Linked DNA regions of Mus musculus: regions 1 and 3 are each linked to region 2. The links are chromatin loops, found by intact Hi-C in ENCODE. Cell type or tissue: gastrocnemius. All regions are shown on one strand.

Region 1 (8,000 bases), 66 kb after region 2:
TTCTGAGTATAACACCAACCTAGGAAACTTATCAAGACCTTATCTCAAAAGAAAATGTAAAAACAGAGCTGGGGTTAGAAAGATAGCTCAGTGGCTAAGAGCACACATTGCTCTTGCAGAGGACCAGCACACATATTGGGTACTTTACAACCACGTGTAACTCCAGCTCCAAGGGATCTGACACCTTCTTCTGGACCCCACAGATACCCATACATTTGTATGCATGCACACATACACATGAATTAAAATCGATCCTTTTTAAAGAAAAGACAAAGTAGCATCTAACAAAGTAGCACATGGCTTCTGTAAGTAATAAATGAGATAACCAAGGTAAAGACCTTAAATGGTAGCTGTCTTAAAGATTCCATCAACAGTGCTGTTTCCACAGGTAGTTCTACCCTAAGCCCATCTTTCTATCCTGCTCTCCAAGGCAGAAGAAGTTATTAGCCAGACCAAAAGATGGAACTGCTATTCCAGACTACGCATGTACTAATGACATCTGATTTTGGAAAATATAGACATAATATTCTGAAGAATAAATCACAGCATGTGCCTTCTTCCAAAGTGCATCACGCCCATCTTAACCAGGCTCCTCATTATTCTTTTCCAGCCTGGACTCCAGAATAAGGGGTGTCAGGCAGGCAGAAAGTTCAGGAAGAAAGCAACACTGATCTACATGCAAATCACAGCTTTTTATGGTAGGTTAAATCTTTAGTCTTTCAGCTATTTCCATTTCTATCATGACTTCCCGTAACCAACTTTAGGGTTGTTTCTTGTGCCTCACTGCACTTGTCTCACACACAGGCACAAGAACACAAACATCCCAACACTTACTTACTAGCTTTGTAATGGCCTATTTGCATATCTACCCACTGGACTGTAAACTGATAAAGATCCTGTTTTACTCACCTTTGAATTCCCAAGGCATGACATACAGTAAACTCCCGTAGTTACATATTAATGATATAGGTCACCTTATCATTCATTGACTAGGGAAAGCTTGAGCACAAACAGAGGAGACACTGGTAGAAGGCACACAAACTGAGATCTGTCAGATCCTTCTTTCTAGAGCTTCATGATAACTTCCTGCTTCTCAAGTTACTTTTTTAAACTCATAAGGAAAAGAACACAACCAGTTCACACAGAATTTCCTCACAACAAGGATATATTCTTTCTTGGAAAATAAGCAACAAGGGTTCTGGGATGGATGTTAGTGGCTTCATGTAAAGTTGACCTGTAGACCTAACACTGAAATATGTATCATCCAACTAATATTACTTAAATCCTTAAAACACTAAGAAGCAGAAAGTCAAAACGTAGCCGGGCATCAGTGGCACACTCATATAACTCCAGCACTCACAAGAGAGAAAAGGAGAGAAAAAGGGCAGAGTTCAGTGACAGCATGTCTCCAAAAAGTCAGATATATGAATGGTCTGGTGCTGCTATGTATTCAAATACTAAATTCTGTACCCCAAGATCTGGCTGCCTCAAAGTGAGAAAATTCCCATGTACACCAGTCTTTGCTGTGAAAACCTTGCTCTCTAATTTAAAACTATTGGCTAAATAAAACTGGGGCTAGCCAATTACTGGGGAAAATAGGAGGAGGCAGGGTTTAAGTTACCAGGCAGAGGTCACAGCTAGGGATGAAGAGGAGAAAGGAGAGAGAGAGAAGACAGGAAAGAGGAGGTCTCCACTAGCCACGACGGACCAAGAACATGAACCCAAAATTGCTGGAGCTGAAATAACCCTTCGGGAAGACTCAAACAGCAAGTATTTGGGGAGCAGAGTTGGGGATGTAGCCAGTCGAGCCATTAGAAAACTAGACAGGGCCAGGCAGTGGTGGCACATGTCTTTAATCCCAACACTTGGAAGGCAGAGGCAGGCGGATTTCTGAGTTCGAGGCCAGCCTGGTCTACAGAGTGAGTTCCAGGACAGCCAGGACTACACAGAAAAACCCTGTCTCAAAAAAAATAAATAAATAAATAAAATAAAATAAAATAAAAAATAAAAAAAGAGAAAAAGAAAATTAGATAGGGGTAATTTACCCAGTAATTGTGCTAAAGTTAAATAAATAAATCGTAGTCAAAGTCTCATTCATTTAAAAGCTAGACTGGGATAGAAATATTCAATTAAGTTACATATGAAACCATCTCAGTGAAGAGCCATAATTAACCAACCATAAATTTTAATTTCAGCAACTTATTTATTATTCAAAATACCTCAGTTAATAGCTGCCAACTGTAAACACAGAGACTTAAAGCTAAAAGGGGCCTTGTAAAGTTATTTCTACAACCACTTCACCTTTCTAACCAAGCACCATTCAAACACCTTTAGTCTCTAACAACTGGCAAGTGAGAAACTAGGCCACCTGTTACCTGTTAGTCTAGTGTTTTCAGTTTATTCCAACCAGAAAGCAAAAGCAAAAACAAATTAGACTCATACCATACCAAGTAACTGTCATTCCTAAACCTACTCCTTGCCTCAGGCTCTTCACCAATCTAAACCACATCAAAGACATAGGAAGAGACTCTCCCTGACAATCACTACTCACTCTCCTAGTCCTCCGGTGTTATCTCTATCCATACGCTGGCACACAGAAGACCACAAAGCAACTCGACACTACCACTGACCACTTGGCCTCAGATTGCTCCTTATCGCTTACCTTCGTACTTTCCTTCAGAGCCCAGGACTTTTCATTTCTTTCAAGCTCAATGTCTCCTTCAAGGACCACTAGTAATTCAATACCTAGATTGCTAAACGCCTAGTAGATAAAGGGTTCATACCTTTTCAAGTTCACCTTGAAGGGACCGGTGAGAGAGGAGGGGGCGGGGAGGATGAACGAGAATAAGAATATGAAGTAGAAAACCATTCAACAACTGGAAAACTTTCCCTGGCTCTCTTCTCGGAACCACAATACACATAATGCAATGTCTCTTCTTATCCCATAACGACACTGTAGACTTTACAAGAGGAAGGTCTCTTGAGTTCCAAACACTTAACCCAGGTCTTGTCACAGAACTAAAAATGTTGGTTCAGTGAGCAAAATGGACTGTTTCTGCTACATGACTGTTCATTCATTCACAATCATTCATTCATTCATTCATTCGTTGACCAAAACTTTACTGAACATGCGATATGTACAAACCTTCAAATATAAGAATAAGATGGTTCCTGCCTATAATTAAAAGCTGTAATACTAGTATATTAGCATTGTGTCCCCAACCTCCACATCAAGCTGGTAGTCCTTTCCCACAGTGAAAGCCTCGGCCTTGCCTTACAGAAAAGTCCACGCCCCTCCAATTAATGCTACCTCTTAGCCCCAGAGCCTACCTTGGACCTCCGTCTTAATTACCTCAAAATCTTTAACGTCTCTCCCTAGCCTCTGCCCTGCCCTTCATCACCACCCTTAAAGCTACTGCCAACCTACTTCACCATGAACGCCTCGGGGTCCCTGAGTCAGAAGCCCTCAGATTTCCCTCACAGAAAACCCGCCTCCCCGTCAGCTCCCTTTTCCTCAAGATCTTTCCTGTTTCTCCCAGGACCTCCGGCTCCCATCCCTCACTTCCTCTCCCTCCACTTCCAAGCTGCCTTTCCTTTCTTGTCTCTCAATTCCTCTTACCTCATCTAGCTCCCTTTCCGCAAGAGCACCTCCTCCAACCTCCACCTCCACCACTGCCGCCATCTTCACGGCCGGCCCCCACCCCGGTCCCCCGCGAGCCAGCTGCTTCCGCCGCTCAAGCGCTTGTAGCCAATCGGAGGCGCGGCCTGGGCGGAGCAGCAAGACCGGCGGATGCCTGTGAGGAACCTAGAGACCGTCTACCTGCTCCTTCGGAATTAAGAAGGGGCGACTCGTGCGCTGCCAAGCTTCAGCAGGAGAGCGTTCTCGGAAAACGAAAAGTTGTTCTTGAACTATTTCATTGTAAACATGGCACCAGTCCGCACTGTGGAGAGGAAAAGGGAGAGTCCCTGAATGCGCAAATTTCGCGACACTCCCTCGCTTAGGACACGAGCAGAGACGCGTGTGCACTAAGAACTACATTTCCCATGCTGCACTGAGTCCGACCCGGAAATTTAAGTCCCACTCGCTAAGGGCGGACTGGAGCGTGTAAAAAAAAAAGAAAAAATATATATATACACGCACGCGGGGTTTTGTTATTTTGTTTTTAGATGTAGTAACTGCTGTATTTCCTCTTGGAAGTCGTCTTTCAGAAAAAGCGGCTCCCGTAGGACTCAAAACCCGTTCCTACAGTAGAAAGGCTTGGGGCCAGAAGGCGGAGGTCACGGAACGGAATTGGCGGGAGAATAAGATCCGGAGCTCCGGAGCTGAGGCTACCACGACGTAAAGTTTACGAACTCGGGTGAGAAGGGTTGGGATTTGTCATCTGGAGAGAAGTAGTGAAAGGGAGGAGGGTGGCCAACAAGAAAACGAACAGAGCACCCGGTTCCGGAGTTTTAAGCCTCAGAATCTGAGCGTTTAAGAATCAAATGGGACCTCAGTAAGTAGCAGATAATTGCTAATCATCTGGGTGTTTCTTCCTTTTACGTTAGATATGTAAGTAAGAATGAGTCAAACAAAAAACCTGTTCTCCAGGAGCTCACAACCTTGTCAAGACATAACCATATAGTTGTTACTGGGGAGGCACTTGTTAAATATTAAGTAAGAATTAGCAGAATGGAGCTGTTGCTTTGATTAAGACGAGCATGTGTGTGACGTTTTAAAGAGAGCAAGTATTCCAAGCAGAAGAAATAGCATGAGAAGATAGGAAGAAAACTTAAGCGATGATAGATTGGAAAGCCACTGTGGCTAGAAATGAGTTAGGATTCATGGAATTATATGAGTAGGATATTGAAGAAAAAGTCAGATCTGAGGCGAAATTACTAGATCAAGACAGCCCTGGCATGAGCATAATGCCTGAGATACCAACATTTGGGAGGCAGAAGGATCTGGAGTTAAGGGTTGGGCTAAACAACACAGTAAGAACTTCATCTCAAAAATACTTTCTTGGGGACCAGCAAGATGGCTCAGTGTTGGAGCTGGAGGTATGGCTCGAAGATTAAGAGAGCTTTTTCAGGAGACCCAGGTTGAGTTCCCAACACTCACGTGACAGTTCAAAATCGTTTGGAACTCCATTTCCAGAAGATCTGACACCCTCTTCTGGCTTCCTCCAGCACTAGGCACACAGGTAGTACATATATGTGCATGCAGGCAAAATATTCTTACACATAAAATATAAATCCTCGGGGTGGGTTGGGGGGAGAAAAGATGGCTCAGTGGGAAAAGGCAGTTGCTACCAAGCCTAGTGGCGTGCATTCCGTCTCCAGAACTCGTATGGTGGAGGGAGAATCTGACTCTGCAAGCTCTCTTCTGACCCCTGCACATCCACCCACACACAAATAAATGTAAAAAATAAATTTAACCAGGCATGGTGGCGCACACCTTTAATCCCAGCACTTGGGAGGCAGAGGCAGGCGGATTTCTGAGTTCGAGGCCAGCCTGGTCTACAGAGTGAGTTCCAGGACAGCCAGGACTACACAGAGAAACCCTGTCTTGAAAAAAACCAAAATAAATAAATAAATAAATTTAATAAAAAATACCGGCTAGCTTGGGTTACATAGCAAATACAAGGTCAGCAAGGACTATGTAGCAAGATCGTGTCTTTTAAAAAAAAAGAATCTTGAGAGACCCTTACCTAAAGACATTCAGATATCATTAAACACTTGTTACTAATGAATTATTGAACCTGAATGATAAATACATAAGAGTTCATTTACTTTCTTGTGTTTTTGCAGATATTTAAAGTTTTAACCTAGTCCAAGCGTGGTGGGGCATTCCTTTAATCCCTGCACTTGGTAGGTAGAGCTAGGTGATTCGCTGTGAGTTTAGATACCTGGTTTACAGTTCCAGGTTTACAGTTACAGTTCCAGGACGATCAGAGCTGCTCTACAGGGAAACCCTGCCTTGAAAAGCCCTAATAAATAAAATTTTAGTCTGGAGAGCTGATTGAGTGAATGAAGTATGGTTTTTTTGGTGTGTGCAGAGCCTGAATTCAGATCCCCAGCACCCACATAGAAATGCCAGGAGGCTGGCTGTAGTGATGAAACCCTTTAATCCTGCATCCAGGAGGCAGGGGCCAACCTGGGCTGCATAGCAAGTTCTAAGTTCTAGCCAAGACAGTATTTAAAAAAAAAAAAAAAGCACAGCAGCAGGTGGTGGTGCCTGTAACCTCAACAACACTGGGAAGTAGAGAGAGGAGGTCCTGGGGGATTTGCTGGCAAGCCCTCCTAGCCAATCTTTGAGCTAGGTTATGTGAGAGTCAGGAGCTCCTGACTCAGAAAGCAAAGGGGAGAATGAGAGAGGGCACCTGCCATCATGGGCCTTGTGAGTACATAGGAGCGCACTCCTAAAACGTTTCTGAGCTGTGTATGGTGGCTCACGCTTATAATCACAACACTGAGCAGAGTTGCCATGAGTTCAGGATCAGCCTGTGCCACATAGTAAGTTCTAGACTTGCCTGGGCTACAAAGTGAGATTGTGTCTCAAAAAAACAAAAACAAAACAAAGCAAACCCAAAAAAGTTTAGCAAAAGACCAACTAAAATACCCAGATGAAACGGGCCAGTGGTGGCACATGCCTTTAATCCCAGCACTTGGGAGGCAGAGGCAGGTGGATCTCTGAGTTCAAGGACAGCCTGGTCTACAGAGTGAGTTCCAGGACAGCCAGGGCTACACAGACAAACCCTGTCTCAACAAACCAAAAGAAAAAAGAAAGAAAGAAAGAAAGAAAGAAAGAAAGAAAGAAAGAAAGAAAGAAAGAAAGAAAGAAAGAAAGAAAATGTGTGCTTATTTATTTATGGATAAGTTCTTCCTATGTTGCCCAGGCTAGCCCTGTACAAATATTTTTTTTTTCCTGTAGTGCTTGTCTCTGAGGCTTACTACCTCCCTCTGCTAACCTAGGCTTCGTCCTGGAAGCTTCTAGCATCTGTACAACCCTTATCTGGGCCTAGAATATTTTCAGCCTCCGCTATTTACTCCTGAGTAAGAAGCTCATCTTTTCTCGTTCTTTCTGAGCTCTGGCTGGCTGGTTAAACTCAGCTGTCCTAGCTCAAACTCCTCCCCAGGCTGACTGGTTCAATTTGGCTTCTTTCCACTTCTCACTGAATTGCCCTGCTTGGCTTTAAACTAACTCTAGCAATCTGTTCTAATCTCCTGGCTTGTCATTCTCTGGCTTGTTCTCTCTTCAACCTAACTCTGTAAAACTCTTCCAATAAAACTGCCTCCTCCCCCTCTCTCTGTTCCCTCTTCTTTTGTTTTGTTTTGTTTTGTTTTGTTTTTGAGACAGGGTTTCTCTGTGTAGCCCTGGCTGTCCTGGAACTCACTCTGTAGACCAGGCTAGCCTCTAACTCAGAAATCCCCCTGCCTCTGCCTCCCAAGTGCTGGGATCAAGGCGTGCACCACCACCGCCTAGCTTGCACTGTTTCCTCTTACGTAGTGACTCTTTCCTCTCTGTTCTCATGAGAGTTGGGCATATCCTATTCTGTCAAATCTTTCTCTGATTCGTCATTTTGTCAGCTTCTAAATTAGACATCACTTTCAAACACGTGTGCTTCCTTCTACAAACTAGTTTTACCTTCATTGTTTATATTAAAGCTAACGGCTGAGCCATGCACACCACAACTAGAAACTGCTTTTCCTTCCTAGTAAATAACACAATCTCCGGGTTCACAATGTGATCAAATATCCTGCAACATGGCCCCAAAGTCCACCTCACCCTCTCCTGTAGCTGGGATAACAGGTGCATGATGCTATACCTGGCTCCTGTGTTTGTTGTTTTTATTTATTTATTTGACATACATTTGGTGTATGGCCTACATGTATGTTTGTGTGAGGGTGTCAGATCCTCTGGAACTGGAACTACAGACAGCTGTGAGCTGCCATGTGGGTGCTGGGATTTAAACTTAGGTCCTCTGTAAGAGGACTCAAGGCCATACTTGACCTATGAG
Region 2 (8,000 bases):
AGGCATGGAGGAGGGAGAAGAAAAGGTTCTCCAGGTCATCTTCTGAGACAGGAGGTAGCCTGGCAGATAAAGAACCCAGGCACATTGGCCTCCCTAACCAAACACTGGTTATGGTCACTGCTGCCCCATCCCTAGCTGCTGTTGGTTACTTTGCACCTTAGACTCTCACCCTGGCATCTTTGCATCTCCTCCTTCCTCTTCCAGCTTCCTCTCAGGCTCTCCATCCTCCCCTATGGGCGACATACTGCAGACCCCACAGTTCCAGATGAGACGACTGAAGAAGCAGCTGGCAGACGAGAGGAGCAACAGAGATGACCTGGAGCTGGAGCTGTCTGAGAGCCTCAAGCTCCTCACTGAGAAGGGTGGGTACCTGACAGAGGGTGTGGGTACTGGTGATGGGGAGCATTTGGGATGTCTTGGTGACAGCTTTGCCTGCCATGGTGTCCCTTCTGTTGACAGTGGAGTCTCAAGCTCATCGCTGGCACAAACATCAGTCTGACCTGGTAGACACTGGGTTCAGTTCCTTTCCCGTGTCCCTTTTCTGTGGCACGGATACTGTGCTTCCTTTGCTGTCTTCTGTCCCCTGGATCTTTGCTGACTCTGTCTCCCTCCCTGTCCTGGGCAGACGCGCAGATCGCCATGATGCAGCAGCGCATTGATCACCTGGCTCTGCTGAATGAGAAGCAGGCAGCCAGCTCCCAGGAGCCCAGTGAGCTTGAGGAGCTCCGAGGCAAGAATGAAAGGTATGACTCTCCCTGCCATCCTTCCAGCATCCGCTCCCTGCTAGCGAGGTGGGGACCACACCATTCTTACAGTTCCTCTCCTGGCAGCCTCACTGTGCGGCTGCATGAGACTTTGAAGCAGTGTCAGAACCTGAAGACCGAGAAGAGCCAGATGGATCGAAAGATTAGCCAGCTTTCTGAGGAGAATGGGGACCTTTCCTTTAAGGTGAGTGGGGCTGGCTGTGCAGAGGCCCCTCAGGGCTGAGGTGGTCTGGAAGTTTGCCCAAGAAGGTTGAGAAGACTGTCTAGAACCTGGCTTTGGGCTTTAGTCACTTTCCTTGCTATTGGTTTCTTGAAGGGTGCTCAGGCAGCTCTAAGTGATGGTGTATGTTTCTGGATGAGAGATGTAATTGGCTGTAATTGGATTGAAGGTGGGGAAGGATTATTGGAGGCCCCGGGGTCTGGGTTTCAAGGAATTTCTGCGGAGAGGTGCCAACTTTTCACCCTGTTTATATCTCAGGTTCGAGAGTTTGCAAACCACTTGCAACAACTTCAGGGTGCATTCAACGACCTGATAGAGGAGCACAGCAAGGCTTCTCAGGAGTGGGCAGAGAAGCAGGCTCGTCTGGAAAATGAGCTCAGCACAGCCCTCCAGGATAAGGTAACCCTCAGCTCTGGAGCTGTTCACGTTTCCTACATGTAGTTCACCAGTCTGTTGGGTCCTGGAGTGATGAGCGCTGCCTTCTCAGGGTTTGGTAGTGATCTTTTTTTTTGTTTGTTTGTTTGGTTTTTTTTTTTTTTTTTTTTTTTGAGACAGGGTTTCTCTGTATAGTCCTAGCTGTCCTCAGAATGGAACTCACTCTGTAGACCAGGATGACCTCGAACTCAGAAATCCGCCTGCCTCTGCCTCCCAAGTGCTGAGATTACAGGCGTGCACCACCACTGCCCGGCGGTAGTGGTTTTATACTCAGAGTGCAGCATTCCTGTGAACTCTGTGATGTGTGAAGTGTGGATCTTGGAGAAGTTAATCTGTCTCTTACGGGACTGATGCTTTGTTAACTATTGTGTGGTTGAAGGGCAACTCATGAGCTCTTAGTGAATTAGTTGTGATTTCAGGTCGGGTTTCTTTGCTGAAATGCTTAATGTCAAAAGCATACCAGAGATAGGTTTTTTTCATTCTGAAATATTTGCATAGACAGTATTAAAGTTGTTCATCCCTTTATCTAATATCTAAATCACTCTGAACTTTTGTTTTTTAAAGTCCCTAGCTCTGTAGCCCAAGCTGGTTTTGGACTCTGTTCTCTACTCTTTTTCTCCTGTGTGCCAGAGTTGTAAGATTCTGCCACAATTATTTGTTAAAATTTTAAGACTCTTCTTGGTATCTTGTTTGGAGCTCAAAAGGTTTTGGGTTTGGGATTGTTGGATTCCAGATTTCAGACTTGGGGTGCCCAATCTGCATTACCGTTGTTACTAAGAGCCCAGCTCTGCTACTTCCTAACCTAGTAGCTCTTGGGCCTATCACTTAGAGTCTGGAATCATGAGTGGTTTTTTTGTTTTTTTGTTTTGTTTTTTTTGTTTTTTGGTTTTTCGAGACAGGGTTTCTCTGTGTAGCCCTGGCTGTCCTGGAACTCCCTCTGTAGACCAGGCTGGCCTCGAACTCAGAAATTCGCCTGCCTCTGCCTCCCAAGTGCTGGGATTAAAGAGCATGTTACTTTGTGCCCACAGTTGAGGGGGAGTTGATGTCAGGCTGGGGCAGATGAGGCTAGGCTGGCTTGATGCCTGGGGTTGTTTTTTAAGCATTTGGGTAGTATCTGAGTCAAGGTTTGTCTGAGGAAGGCTACATGGTATGTAGGCTTTGTATATTTTGACTTAAATTTATGAATGTAATTGGGAGTAGAAAGTCAAGTTCTCAAAAAGTCCAGACCTGTGGTTTCTGTTGATATGCATGCAGGGTCTGGTGAGCACAGGTTGGTTTTTGAACTCTTCATTTTCAAGTCTCAGTTTCTTGAGTTTTGGGGAGCCCTTACTCCCAGCTCAGACCCATGGTTTCTGAGAATTTTCTTCTGAGCCAGGGCAAAGGAAAATCTAGGGGACAAGATAATTGAGTCTCTGGTGACTGTTCTTCGTGTCTGTTTACACGGGTCTCTTGCTTACTCCAAGAAATGTCTTGAAGAGAAGAATGAAATTCTTCAGGGAAAGCTTTCCCAGCTGGAAGATCAAGCAACTCGGCTGCAGGAGAGCCCAGCCCCGGAGAAGGGTGAGGTGCTAGGAGACGCCTTGCAGGTAGGAAAATACAGACAGACAGACAGTAAGGCCATCTGATAGGGTTGATTCTTGGTGTTCTCTGATAGGGTTGATCCCCATTTTGTCTCTTTATCCCAACAGCTGGACACTCTAAAGCAAGAGGCAGCCAAACTTGCCACAGACAACACCCAGCTCCAAACCCGCGTAGAGACACTGGAGTGTGAACGTGGCAAGCAGGAAGCCCAGCTGCTTGCTGAACGGAGCCGCTTTGAAGACGAAAAGCAGCAGCTGGCCAGCTTGATTGCTGACCTTCAGAGCTCCGTCTCTAACCTCAGCCAGGCCAAAGAGGAGTTAGAGCAAGCCTCCCAGGCCCAAGGGGCTCAGCTCACTGCCCAGTTGACCTCTATGACAGGGCTCAATGCCACCCTGCAGCAGCGAGATCAAGAGCTGGCCAGTCTGAAAGAACAGGCCAAAAAGGAACAGGCTCAGATGCTACAGACCATGCAAGAGCAAGAACAGGCTGCCCAGGGCCTCCGCCAGCAGGTGGAGCAGCTGAGCAGCAGCCTGAAGCTGAAGGAGCAGCAATTAGAAGAGGCAGCCAAGGAGCAGGAGGCAACCAGACAGGATCACGCCCAGCAACTGGCCATCGTTGCTGAGGCTCGAGAGGCCTCTCTAAGGGAACGGGATACTGCTCGCCAGCAGCTAGAAACAGTGGAGAAGGAGAAGGATGCCAAGCTAGAGAGTCTGCAGCAGCAACTTCAGGCTGCCAATGATGCTAGGGACAATGCGCAGACCTCGGTCACACAGGCTCAGCAGGAAAAGGCAGAGCTGAGCCAAAAGATAGGAGAGCTTCATGCCTGCATTGAAGCTTCCCACCAGGAACAGCGTCAGGTTCAAGCTCGTGTGACAGAGCTAGAAGCCCAGCTGAAAGCTGAGCAGCAAAAAACAACTGAGCGAGAAAAGGTGGTTCAGGAGAAGGCCCAGCTCCAGGAGCAGCTCCGGGCCCTTGAGGAGTCTTTGAAGATTACCAAAGGCAGCCTTGAAGAAGAGAAACGCAGGGCTGCAGATGCCCTGAAGGAGCAGCAGTGCCGTGCCACTGAGATGGAGGCAGAGTCTCGAAGCCTGATGGAGCAGCGGGAGCGGGAACAGAAGGAGTTAGAGCAAGAGAAGGCTGGGCGAAAGGGGCTGGAGGCCCGGATACAGCAGCTTGAAGAGGCTCATCAGGCTGAGACTGAAGCCTTGCGGCATGAGCTGGCAGAGGCCACAGCTTCCCAGCACAGAGCTGAGAGTGAGTGTGAGCGGCTCATCAGAGAGGTTGAGAGCCGGCAGAAGCGGTTTGAAGCTAGACAGCAAGAGGAGGCAAGGTACGGTGCCATGTTCCAGGAACAGCTGATGGCTTTGAAAGGGGAGAAGACTGGCCAAGAGGTCCAGGAGGAGGCAGTAGAGATCCACAGTGAAGGCCAGCCAGGCCAGCAGCAGAGTCAGCTAGCCCAGCTTCATGCCAGTCTGGCCAAAGCCATCCAGCAGGTCCAGGAGAAGGAAGTGAGAGCACAGAAGCTGGTAGATGATCTCTCAGCTCTGCAGGAGAAGATGGCTGCCACTAACAAGGAGGTGGCCTGTCTGAAGACCTTGGTGCTCAAGGCAGGTGAGCAGCAGGAAACAGCCTCACTTGAGCTGCTCAAAGAGCCCCCGAGAGCTGCAAACAGAGCGTCTGACCAGCTAGGAGAACAGCAGGGACGGCCATTCTCTAGTACACACGCAGCAGTAAAAGCTATGGAGCGTGAAGCTGAGCAGATGGGCGGTGAACTGGAGAGGCTGCGGGCAGCACTGATCAAGAGCCAGGGCCAGCAGCAAGAGGAGCGTGGGCAACAGGAGAGGGAGGTAGCACGGCTGACCCAGGAGCGGGGCCAGGCCCAGGCTGACCTGGCTCAGGAGAAGGCAGCCAAGGCAGAGCTGGAGATGCGACTGCAGAACACCCTCAATGAGCAGCGTGTGGAGTTTGCTGCCCTACAGGAAGCACTGGCCCATGCCCTGACAGAAAAGGAAGGGACAGACCAAGAGCTTGCCAAACTTCGAGGGCAGGAGGCAGCTCAAAGAACAGAGCTGAAGGAGCTTCAACAGACTTTGGAACAGCTGAAAATACAGTTAGTGAAGAAAGAAAAAGAGCACCCTGCAGGGGGTGCCAGTGGAGAAGATGCTTCTGGCCCAGGAACCCAGTCGGAGACAGCTGGAAAGACAGATGCACCAGGCCCTGAGTTGCAGGCACTTCGGGCAGAGATCAGTAAGCTAGAGCAGCAGTGTCAGCAGCAGCAGCAACAGGTGGAAGGCCTGACACACAGCCTCAAGTCTGAGCGGGCTTGCCGGGCCGAGCAAGACAAAGCCCTGGAGACACTGCAGGGCCAGTTAGAAGAGAAGGCTCGAGAGCTAGGGCATAATCAGGCTGCCTCAGCTTCAGCTCAGAGAGAGTTGCAAGCCCTCCGTGCTAAAGCCCAGGACCATAGCAAAGCTGAGGAAGAGTGGAAGGCCCAGGTAGCCCGGGGCCAGCAGGAGGCTGAAAGAAAAAGCAGTCTTATCAGCAGCTTGGAAGAGGAGGTATCCATCCTGAATCGCCAAGTCCTAGAGAAGGAAGGGGAGAGCAAGGAGTTGAAGCGCCTGGTTGTAGCTGAATCCGAGAAGAGCCAGAAGCTGGAAGAGAGGCTGCGCCTGCTTCAAGTAGAAACAGCCAGCAATAGTGCCAGGGCAGCAGAACGCAGCTCAGCTCTACGAGAGGAGGTCCAGAGCCTCCGGGAAGAGGTGGAGAAACAGCGTGTAGTTTCAGAGAACTCGCGGCAGGAGTTGGCCTCACAAGCAGAGCGAGCTGAGGAGTTGGGCCAAGAATTGAAGGCCTGGCAGGAGAAGTTTTTCCAGAAGGAGCAAGCTCTCTCTGCCCTGCAGCTGGAGCACACCAGCACACAGGCCCTGGTAAGTGAGCTGCTGCCTGCCAAGCACCTTTGTCAGCAGCTGCAAGCTGAGCAAGCGGCTGCCGAGAAGCGCTTCCGGGAGGAGCTCGAGCAGAGCAAGCAGGCAGCTGGTGGGCTCCAGGCAGAGCTGATGCGGGCCCAGCGGGAGCTCGGAGAGCTCGGATCTTTGCGGCAGAAGATAGTTGAGCAGGAGCGAGCAGCCCAGCAGCTGCGGGCAGAGAAGGCCAGCTATGCAGAGCAGCTGAGCATGCTGAAGAAGGCCCATGGCCTGCTGGCAGAGGAGAACCGGGGGCTGGGAGAGCGGGCCAACCTTGGCCGGCAGTTTCTGGAAGTAGAACTAGATCAAGCCCGGGAGAAATATGTCCAGGAGTTGGCTGCTGTGCGTACTGATGCTGAGACCCACTTGGCTGAAATGCGACAAGAAGCACAGAGTACTAGCCGGGAGCTGGAGGTGATGACTGCCAAGTACGAAGGTGCCAAGGTGAAGGTCCTAGAGGAAAGGCAGAGGTTCCAAGAAGAGAGGCAGAAACTCACTGCCCAGGTAAGGTGTCCATGCTATGTGCTCTGCATTCTGTAGCCCTCCTCTTGCCTCCCATCCCAGATCTATACTGCAGTAGCCTGCCTACCTTTGTTTACTGAGTAGCAGAAAAAGAAAAGTAGTAACTAGTAGAATCCCAAGTTTGTGTGAAAGAGAATGTTAATGAAATGGCAGACAATGGTGGTGCATGCCTGAATTCCCAGCATTTAGGAGGCTAAGTCAGGAGGAAGATCATGTTTTTGAGGCCACATAGGGGTTGCATAGTTGGACCCTGTTTGAACTTCCCCAGTCACCCCCCGCCCCCATCCTCCAATAAGGACAATACCTATGGCCTCCTTTTCTTTGAAAGCTGACTCTGAACAGTAAGTTGACTAGCTTTTTGTTTCTTTGGTGTTTTAAAACAGGATCTAATATAACTCAGGTTAGCCTTGAACTCACTATATATGTAAAGATGGCCTTGCACTCTTGATCTTCCTGCCTTTTCCTCCCAAGTGTTGTGATCTCAGGCTTAATATGGCCTGTTACCTGAATCCAGTTGGCCTACACTCCCATTCTCTGGGTGAAGTATCAGAGCCCAAGTGAGGTCAGTCTGGCAGTGGCTGCATCTCACTGTCTCCATTACTTCTCCCCATGCACAGGTGGAGCAACTAGAGGTATTTCAAAGAGAGCAGACTAAGCAGGTAATGCCTGGGGTTCTCGATAAATGCTGGCTGCTTAAGCGGTGACCAGTCTCGGTGCATGACCCCGGCTGCAGCTTGCTCCGCCAGCTCCTGTTGTGAACTGTTTGTGAAAGGCAGGGTCAAGCCATGGAGTCCAGGCCCAGGCTACCCAGGAGTACAGTGTTACAGGCCCTCTCTGTGGCCTCATCCTACCCATCCCAGGTCGGCCTCTCCACTTCTGTCCTTTCTTTCACCTATCAGAGTCAAGAAGTAGGTGTCATCTTTCCTGGTGACAACAAAACCTCCCAAGTCCCGTTTTGAGTTAAGGAGACTAATCCAAGAGGAAGCACACAGATTTATATGGCTTTGTTTACATTATTACCCTTCTTCCCTACAAGTTTCCAAGGTATGAAGGTGACAAATGAGGCAGCCCTTGGAGGATAGGGAACTCAACCAGCTCAGAAGATGCAGCCACTATACCCTGGAGCCTCATCGCAGAGCCATACTCACATAGAGCTTTCTGGAACAGGAGGAGTAGAAGTGGAGTAGAGATCTCTGCCTCCATCCTTCTCAGGCCTCTCTGTCCTCCCTAGTTGGTAGGCTACAGAGTTGATACTTAGTAATCTTCCTGCGTAGGCCTGTAGGCCAGAAGACGACACTAGATCTCATTACAGATGGTTGTGAACCACCTTGTGGTTGCTGGGAATTGAACTCAGGACCCCTGAAAGAGAAGACAGTCCCCTTGACCTCTGAGCCATCTCTCCAACCCCATATCACTTTCTCCACTCTCCCTCCTAGTCTCTACAGGCATTCTAAGAAAATGGGATAATCAAATTGGAAAGCAAGCAGTTAGCAATGGAGCCTTTTGCCTCTTTCC
Region 3 (8,000 bases), 79 kb after region 2:
TCACTGGTGTGCTGCATAGTTGAATGTCAACTTGACACAAGCTAAAATCATCTGAGTGGATCGAGCCTCAGTTAAGAAAATGCCTCCAGTTCAAGGCCAGCTTGGTCTGCAGAGTTAGTTCCAGAACAGCCAGGGCGACATAAAGAAATGCCGTCTCAAAAACAAACAAAAGAACAAAAACAAATAAATAAAAGAAAGAAAGAAAATGCCTCCATAAGATTATGCTGTAGGCAAGACTGTAGAGCATTTTCTCGTTTTTTTTCTTTTTTCTTTTTTTTGGTTTTTCGAGACAGGGTTTCTCTGTGTAGCCCTGGATGTCCTGAAACTCACTTTGTAGACCAGGCTAGCCTAGAACTCAGAAATCTACCTGTCTCTGCCTCTCAAGTGCTGGGATTAAAGGTGTGCGCCTCCACCACCCGGCCGAGAATTTTCTTTCTTTCTTTTTTTTTTTTAATATTTATTTTATTATATGTAAGTACACTGTAGCTGTCTTCAGAGACTCCAGAAGAGTGCATCAGATTTCGTTATAGATGGTTGTGAGCCACCATGTGGTTGCTGGGATTTGAACTCAGGAACTTTGGAAGAGCAGTCGGCGCTCTTAACTGCTGAGCCATCTCACCAGCTCAAGAATTTTCTTAATTATTGATTAATGTGGGAAGCCCTTTGTCAGTGGTTCCTGGTTTCCGTAGGAAAGCAGGCAGCTGGACAGGGGCAGTACACACCTTTAATCCCAGCACTTAGTAGGCAGAGGCAAGTGGATCTCTGAGTTTGAGACCAGCCTTGTCTACAGAGTAAATTACAGGACAGCCAGGGCTACACAGAGAAACACTGTCTTGAAAAAAAGAAAGGAAGGAAAGAAGGAAGGAAGAAAAGAAGGAAGGAAGGAAGAGCAAGCAAGCAAGCAAGCTAAGCAAACCATGGGAATTGAGCACCTTCCATGGCCTCTGCACCAGCTCCTACCTCCAGGCTCCTGCCCTGTGTGAGTTCCTGTCCTCACTGCTTTTAGTGATGCCAGTTACCTTGAGTGTTTTGTTTTTCAGAGCTGAGGACCAAACCCAGGGCCTTGCGCTTGCTAGGCAAGTGTTCTACCACTGAGCTAAATCCCCAACCCCTTCAATGATGAACATTGATATGAAAGTATAAGCCAAATGGACCCTTTCCACCCCAACTTTGCTTCGGTCACAGTGGCCTACTTGGCAAGCTCCAGGCCAATAAAAGATTGTCTTTAAAATACAAGGTGAGAGCCGGGCAGTGGTGGCGCACGCCTTTAATCCTAGCACTTGGGAGGCAGAGGCAGGCGGATTTCTGAGTTCGAGGCCAGCCTGGTCTACAGAGTGAGTTCCAGGACAGCCAGGGCTACACAGAGAAACCCTGTCTCAAAAAACCAACCAAACAAACAAACAAAAAAACAAGGTGAGGGTATTGAAGAGATGGCTGAGTGGTTAAGAGCACTGGCTGCTCTTCTAGAGGACATAGGTTCAATTCTCAGTACCCTCATGGTGACTAACAAGCATCTGTAAGTTCAGATCCAGGAGATCTGACTTCCTCTTCAGATCTCTGAGGATACCAGGCACTCAAGTGGTACACAGACATGAATGCAGTAAAATACCCATACGTGTGCAATAAAACAACTTTTTAAAAGAAGATGGACAGCTTTCTGTTAAGACTCTGTCCAAGTTGGCTTTAGAATTCTTCAGACTAAAGACTGGTTAGAGGCCACTGTCTTGGATTTCTCAGGAATCCCTTCTAAGGAACAGTGCCTCCCAGGGCAGGTTTCAGGCTGAGATGGCTATGGTGACCCTTCACCATCATTTAATGGTCTGGGGTTTCATTCCATTGCAGTTGGTGGCTCCTTGTGTGACTGCTGTAGTGTGGGTGTCCCTTCCCGCCCCGTCCGTACTCTCCGTCATCCTCATCAGCCTTCCACTTTTTGCCCTCAGGAAACTGTGGCTGTGCTTTCCTACAGATTGATGTGGGTCGTTCTTCCTGGCCCCTGGACAGACCTTTCGTCACCCTGCTCCCTGCCACCATGCTAATGTCCCGCACTGACTCCAAGTCGGGGAAGAACCGCTCAGGGGTCCGGATGTTTAAAGATGGTAAAGAGGGCAAAAGCAGAAAGGCAGATGCAGTGTAGAGGCAGGGCTTAGTGCTGCTGGGGGGTAGCCTGTGGGAGGGAGCCCGTGCTAGGGCTTAGCCGCATCTGTTAGGAGCACAGGGTAGGCTAGTGTTTGTGTGAGTTCTGCCTGGTGACAAGGATGGGGATATAGATGAGTATGATTTATATATTTACCTGTGACTCGTTGGTGTCTGGTTCATTGTGTTTCAGGGTTTTGGTTGTTGTGCAGCCCAGGCTAGCCTTAAATACTTCCTGCCCTAGCCTCCCAGGTGCTAGAATTACAGACATACGCCACCACATCCATTTCAATACATGTTTTTATTTGAATAATTGTGTTTAATTTCTAGCATGACAAAAAAAGAAAAAAGTATAGAATAAATTTTGCTGGCTATATTTATATAATACATAGTTTTTCTTGAATTCTTCTCATGCAAATCTGTGTTTACCAGGCATGTAACAGATGCATAATATATGATTCCTGGACTCTCAGGCATACAGTCTGTTTATCTGTGTTTAAATTGGACATTTTTGTCTTGTAGAATAAGAGTGAGATTTTGGAGAGGTTTTTGAGGTATAGGGAACAATACACTGACTGGATCATGTTAAGAATCAAAAATGTGTTGGGGCTGGTGAGATGGCTCAGTGGGTAAGAGCACCCAACTGCTCTTCCAAAGGTCGGAAGTTCAAATCCCAGCAACCACATGGTGGCTCACAACCATCCGTAACAAGATCTGACTCCCTCTTCTGGAGTGTCTGAGGACAGCTACAGTGTACTTACATATAATAAATAAATAAATCTTTAAAAAAAAAAAAAAGAATCAAAAATGTGAAGTTTGGGGTGCTGGAGAGATGGTGCAGAGGTTAAGAGCACTGTTTACTCTAGAGTTCAGTTTCCAGCAACCACATGGTGGCTCAACCATTTCTAGTGAGATCTGGTGCCCTCTTCTGGCCTGCAGGCACACATGCAGGCAGAACACGGTACAGAGTAAATACATTTTTTATCTTTTTTTTAAGTTAAGTTTGTGGTATTGGTGTTTGATACTGTGGAGGCTGCATAGAGTGGGTAGGAGTGTGTGGGAGGTTGCAGCCTCATGTTCAGGAGGGTGGAGACTGGTATGGAACTGTGGTGGAGGAGTGGGTAGAAGACAAGGAACTAGGCTGAAAGGGCCCTGCCTCACCAGTTTTCCAGACCTTCCCCTGAGCAGCACAGCCTGAAGGGACGTGTACCGCTGATCTCCATTCTTCCTCTGGTTGGCATCTGCCGCGTGTTGGCCTTGACTTGGCTTGCCTTTCTTCTGATGCGGACGTTCTCCCTGCCTCCTCCTTCTCTGTTGCTCAAGCTCACACTTGCATACACACACACACACACACACACACACACACACACACACCTTCCCCTCTCCTTCTCCCTCTCTCCAGGGTCTCATGTAGCCTAAGCAAACCTGAAACTTGCTTTGCAATCAAGGCTAGCCTCTTGCCTCTATTCCCAAGTGCTGAGATGACACATGCCCGCTTTCCTCCCGCCCTCCCCCTCTCTCTCTCATTTGTAAATATTTATTTCTATTGTTCTATTTATGTAGATGGGGGGGTGGATATATGTACTTGTACCTGAGGAGGCCAGAAGAGAGTGTGGGATTCCCGGGACTAGAATTACAGGTAAACCATGTGACATGGGTGCTAGGAACTGAACTCTGGTCCTCTGCAAGAATAACGAGTGCTCTTAACTACTGAGCCCTCTCTCCAGCCCTTCCTTTTTCTCTGATGTTTTTTCTTCAGGTGATTTCCTGACTCCAGCCTCAGGAGAGTCCTGGGATCGACTTCGATTGACCTGCTCCCAACCTTTCACACGTCATCAGTCCTTTGGCCTGGCCTTCCTACGAGTGCGTTCCTCTCTGGGCTCTCTGGCTGACCCTGTAGTAGATCCCTCAGCCCCTGGGAGCTCTGGGCTTAACCAGGTATGTTCTAACTTTTCAGTTTCTAGTTAGAACCTGATACTTGATTGAAGAAAAGAGAGAGAAAGAATATAAGATTTTCTGCGTATGAACTAATGACATGGACTGATCCATGGTATGGTTAAGTGGAAGGTTTTTTTGTAGATATAAAAAAGAGAGCAGAGGCAGGCAGATTTCTGAGTTCGAGGCCGGCCTGGTCTACAAAGTGAGTTCCAGGACAGTCAGGACTACACAGAGAAACCCTGTCTCGAAAAAACAGAAAGAGAGAGAGAGAGAGAGAGAGAGAGAGAGAGAGAGAGAGAGAGAGAGAGAGAGAGAGAGAGAGAAATTCCTTTTGGTAGAGGGGACTGGCTTTACAAGCCCCTGAGCAACCACCAGAAATCCTACTAGAGTTCAGGCTGAGACCATTTCTGGATATTTGAGCTGCCAGTGCCAGGTGGAATAATGGTTTTTGTTTGTTTGTTTGTTTTGGGGTTTTTTTTGTTTTTTGTTTTTTTCGAGACAGGGTTTCTCTGTATAGCCCTGGCTGTCCTGGAACTCACTTTGTAGACCAGGCTGACCTCGAACTCAGAAATCCGCCTGCCTCTGCCTCCCGAGTGCTGGGATTAGAGGTGTATTAGTCCCTGTAGGCTGGTTTTACCCAATAGTGTGGATTCTTTTAGTTCCAGAGCCCTTCTGATCCTGACAAAACCCTGAGCATACAAAAATCACAGTGTTATAGATTGCTCACGGCAGATACAATCATGTTCGTTCCTAGGCAGCAGTGTCCCCTGCTGGTAAATCTGGGTATTCTCCATTTTCTCCTCAGAACTCTACAGATGTGCTGGAGTCTGATCCTAGGCCCTGGCTGACTAATCCTTCTATCCGGAGGACATTCTTCCCCGATCCCCAGACGTATGTACCTGCTGTTGATATTTCTCAAGGACAAGGCCATATAGCTCATGGGCACAAAAACCCATCCCGTGGTCCCCTGGTTAGTCACTTAAGGTCTAAACATGTCAGAATGGCAAACTATGTTTCATTCAAGTAAGTAGAGTAATGTCTGTATTCTGAGTGAAACCAGTTACTACGTCTCTGCAGGAGCACCAAGGAAATTTCAGAGCTCAAGGGTATGTTGAAGCAGTTGCAGCCAGGGCCTCTGGGGCGGGCAGCCCGCATGGTGCTTTCTGCTGCCCGTAAGGCCCCTCCAGCCAGTGTGGTAAGCCCAAACAACAGCCACGGAGAACCAGGTCCCAGCCGTGCAGAGAGTGCAGGTGAGGCTGCCCTTCTTCCCCGACTCTACCGCAGCGTACTGGACTAGCTCACTGGCTTCAAGTGAAGGGAAAACTGTCAGGGGAGAGAGAAATTAAATCCTACATAATGGCTGTAAGAATACTGGCCTAGGAACCAGGAACCTTTGTCTTTGCCTCTCTTTGCTCATGTTTATAGGAAAAGGGTTAAACCAAATAATAGCTCAGCCCGGTGCAGTATTAGCATTCTGTGATCATCTCAGAAAGACAACTGTGGTGAATTCCTCAAGCCCAACTCTTGGGAAGTGGAGGAAGCAGAAGGTCAATAGTCAAGATCATTCTCGGCTACAGACAGAGCTGCAGGCCACCTTGAGGAACACAAGACCCTGTGACAAAGGAAAAGGAATGTCAGCATCTCAGAGTGTCAACATCTCAGAGTGTCAGCATCTCAGAGTGTGGCGGCTATTTCATTGGTGACAAACACGAGGGAATGACAGGGCCAACCAGAAGTCACAGCTTTTTTACCCCCTTAAGATAAGATCTCTCACTACTTAGCTCTTAGCTGGCCCAGAACTCACTGGGACCTACTAGCCTCTGCCTCTCAAGTGCTGGATTAAAGGTGCATCCTAGCGTTCTGCAACCTTCTCATAGATGCCGTGCCATTTGCTAGAGACCACCTACACTCAGAGGAGCTCTCGGTACAAACAGGCAGTCGGTAATGGGGGTCATTTCAGAGGCTGTAAGAGGAGACTGAAAAGAAACCAAGCATTCGGGGATTTGGGGGTATACTGTTGATAAGGTACTGAGATTATGTAAGCCCTTTGAAATACATTCAGTGCCGTACGTACCAAGTGTGTCTGAAATTTCAAATAAGTAATTAGTGACTATTGGGTTTTGTTAACACTCACTTGACAGGCATTTAATGAATATCGCTATGTGCTAACCTCATATGGAGCCAGAGATAGCTATAATTAATAAAATAACAGTGCTCATATCTTAGTAAAGAAATGCCCGTGTCAAACAAGGAAATCTAAAGTTCATCTATAAGTACTTTGAAGGAAAAGACCATAGAATATCAAGATTTCAGTCAGAAAATCCAGGGAAAGACCTTACAGGAAAAAGTATTTCCTTATTGAATGAGCAAAAAAAAAAAAAAAAAAAAAAATTGAGCAGACAGAGAAGATAGAATATCTTGAAAGAAAAGTTAAAGTGTGGAGGCCTTCAGGAAATAGCTAGACTGTTTGATTTTGTCTTTCAAAAGAATGTCTTAACACTCATCCCAGTTGACCTTAAACCTGCTCCCAGTGCTGGGCTTACAGGCACGAGCCATCATGTCTGGGGGACAAGAAATTATTAACGAGCATTTCTAACGCAGAGCCCAGAGCAGAAGAACCAAACAGGAAGACGGCTGTGGGCAGAAGGAAGAGGAGGAAAGTGCAGGAGCCAAGGAGGTAGGCAGCCGTCCTCCCCAGCCCGCTGCTCTCCTAAGCCCTTCCCCGGTCATAGTGAGCCAGAATCAGAAGATCAGGTCACACGCACACTGCATGTGATCACAATGTACATCTTACAGCTTAGACCTGTAATCCTAGCACTCAGGAAGCTTATACATTTGACAACTAGGACTGCTGGACTAGTGGGATACACAGCAAGTTTCAGGCCAGCCTGAAATCAGTGTTTGCTGGTGTCTATGGGGACAGACAGACGAATGTGGAGTGACTGACATGCATTTGGAGTTTCCTGGGGGTTGATAGAAAACGTCCTAGAAATACTTAGTTACTCAGCTTTAATCCATGTTTCCAAAGGCTAATTTTTTTTTCTTTTTCTTGAGACAGGGTTTCTCTGTGTAGCCCTGGTTGTCCTGGAACTCACTCTGTAGACCAGGCTGGCCTCAAACTCAGAAATCCACCTGCCTCTGCCTCCCGAGTGCTAGGACCGAAGGCTAATTTATGGTATGTGTATAATCTCAGTTTTAAAATTGAAAAACTGCTAGGCATGATGGCATACGCCTTTAATCCCAGAAGCTGAAAGGCAAAGACAGTCCGAACTTGAGTTCTAGGAAAGCCTGGTCTACCTCTAAGTTCTAGGATATACAGGGCTACATAGTGAGACCCTATTTCAAAATTAATTAATTTTTAGAAACTGAGGCCAATGGTAGAAGCTCTGTTGTCAAATGCTCGAAGGTTAACTGCTTTCCTCCAAGTCTGTCATATCGAGTGGGAAAATCAGTTACTCTTTCCACTTTCTTCTTCATGCTTCTGATCCAGATTCTATACCTTCAGCCTTTGTAGTCTCTCCCAGATAGCTGCCCTTAAACTGTTCTTTCCCACAGATCGTTGTCCAACTCGAGTTCTCAGCCAAATAGGAGGACAGGAAGGACAAGACAAAGACAGCACCGACCTCAGACCAAAAGTGATGACGGTGGTGTGCAGGCTGCTGGACAGTGTCCTATTTGTGCAGGTGAACTGCATCAATCACCATGGGGGTGGGTGTCGTTCTAGACAATTAGTGGGCTCCAAGTACAATAGAAGACCCTGTCTCAAATAGTTGGAGAAGCAATACGATACGAAGTATCAGCCTCTGGCCTCCATAAGTGCATGCATATGGTACACACATACCAATCAGTTTTGTTACACACACAGTTTTGATTTGTCCAAGCCTGGCAGCAATGTTCTTTATGCTCATAGCTGATCTTTCCCAGTAGAC

What was found. Hi-C counts contacts between places; a loop is a spot of excess contacts. Peaks named below come from ENCODE experiments on the same cell type or tissue, not always from the same donor. Only the 100,000 strongest peaks of a DNase experiment are listed, where the experiment ranks them.
Region 1: it touches region 2 in a loop (2.7-fold over the local background); 16 of 42 quality-filtered maps call a loop at or near these places.
Region 3: a loop joins it to region 2, with 2.5 times the contacts of the local background. A loop is called at or near these places in 16 of 42 quality-filtered maps.

What each region holds. Positions count from the first base shown.
Region 1 is chr7:102,061,447-102,069,446 of GRCm38, forward strand. It overlaps Rnf121 (ring finger protein 121), which reads right to left and starts at 3,719. Exons shown (of 9, transcript NM_029211.3): 1 at 3,620-3,719. The coding sequence starts at 3,682. It overlaps Xntrpc (Xndc1-transient receptor potential cation channel, subfamily C, member 2 readthrough), which reads left to right and starts at 4,045. Exons shown (of 22, transcript NR_104582.1): 1 at 4,045-4,358. It overlaps Xndc1 (Xrcc1 N-terminal domain containing 1), which reads left to right and starts at 4,045. Exons shown (of 11, transcript NM_001286689.1): 1 at 4,045-4,358. In gastrocnemius, no CTCF peak of the experiment used is centred here; DNase peaks (open chromatin) are centred at 3,745 and 4,270; H3K4me3 peaks cover 2,853 bases; H3K27ac peaks cover 2,198 bases.
Region 2 is chr7:101,995,193-102,003,192 of GRCm38, forward strand. Numa1 (nuclear mitotic apparatus protein 1) reads left to right here. Exons shown (of 25, transcript NM_133947.3): 9 at 205-362; 10 at 626-743; 11 at 831-948; 12 at 1,243-1,383; 13 at 2,883-3,005; 14 at 3,108-6,467. Among named protein-coding and RNA genes, the nearest start is that of Gm39061, 7.7 kb to the left of the region's middle. In gastrocnemius, a CTCF peak has its summit at 4,412 (motif pointing right); DNase peaks (open chromatin) are centred at 3,522, 4,434, 4,807, 5,211 and 2 more places; H3K4me3 peaks cover 2,166 bases; H3K27ac peaks cover 4,660 bases.
Region 3 is chr7:102,073,857-102,081,856 of GRCm38, forward strand. It overlaps Xntrpc (Xndc1-transient receptor potential cation channel, subfamily C, member 2 readthrough), which reads left to right. Exons shown (of 22, transcript NR_104582.1): 4 at 1,941-2,096; 5 at 3,893-4,071; 6 at 4,877-4,962; 7 at 5,149-5,321; 8 at 6,673-6,748; 9 at 7,627-7,754. Xndc1 (Xrcc1 N-terminal domain containing 1) reads left to right here. Exons shown (of 11, transcript NM_001286689.1): 5 at 1,941-2,096; 6 at 3,893-4,071; 7 at 4,877-4,962; 8 at 5,149-5,321; 9 at 6,673-6,748; 10 at 7,627-7,754. Among named protein-coding and RNA genes, the nearest start is that of Trpc2, 5.3 kb to the right of the region's middle. In gastrocnemius, CTCF peaks have their summits at 3,068 (motif pointing left) and 4,838 (motif pointing left); a DNase peak (open chromatin) is centred at 4,849; H3K27ac peaks cover 913 bases.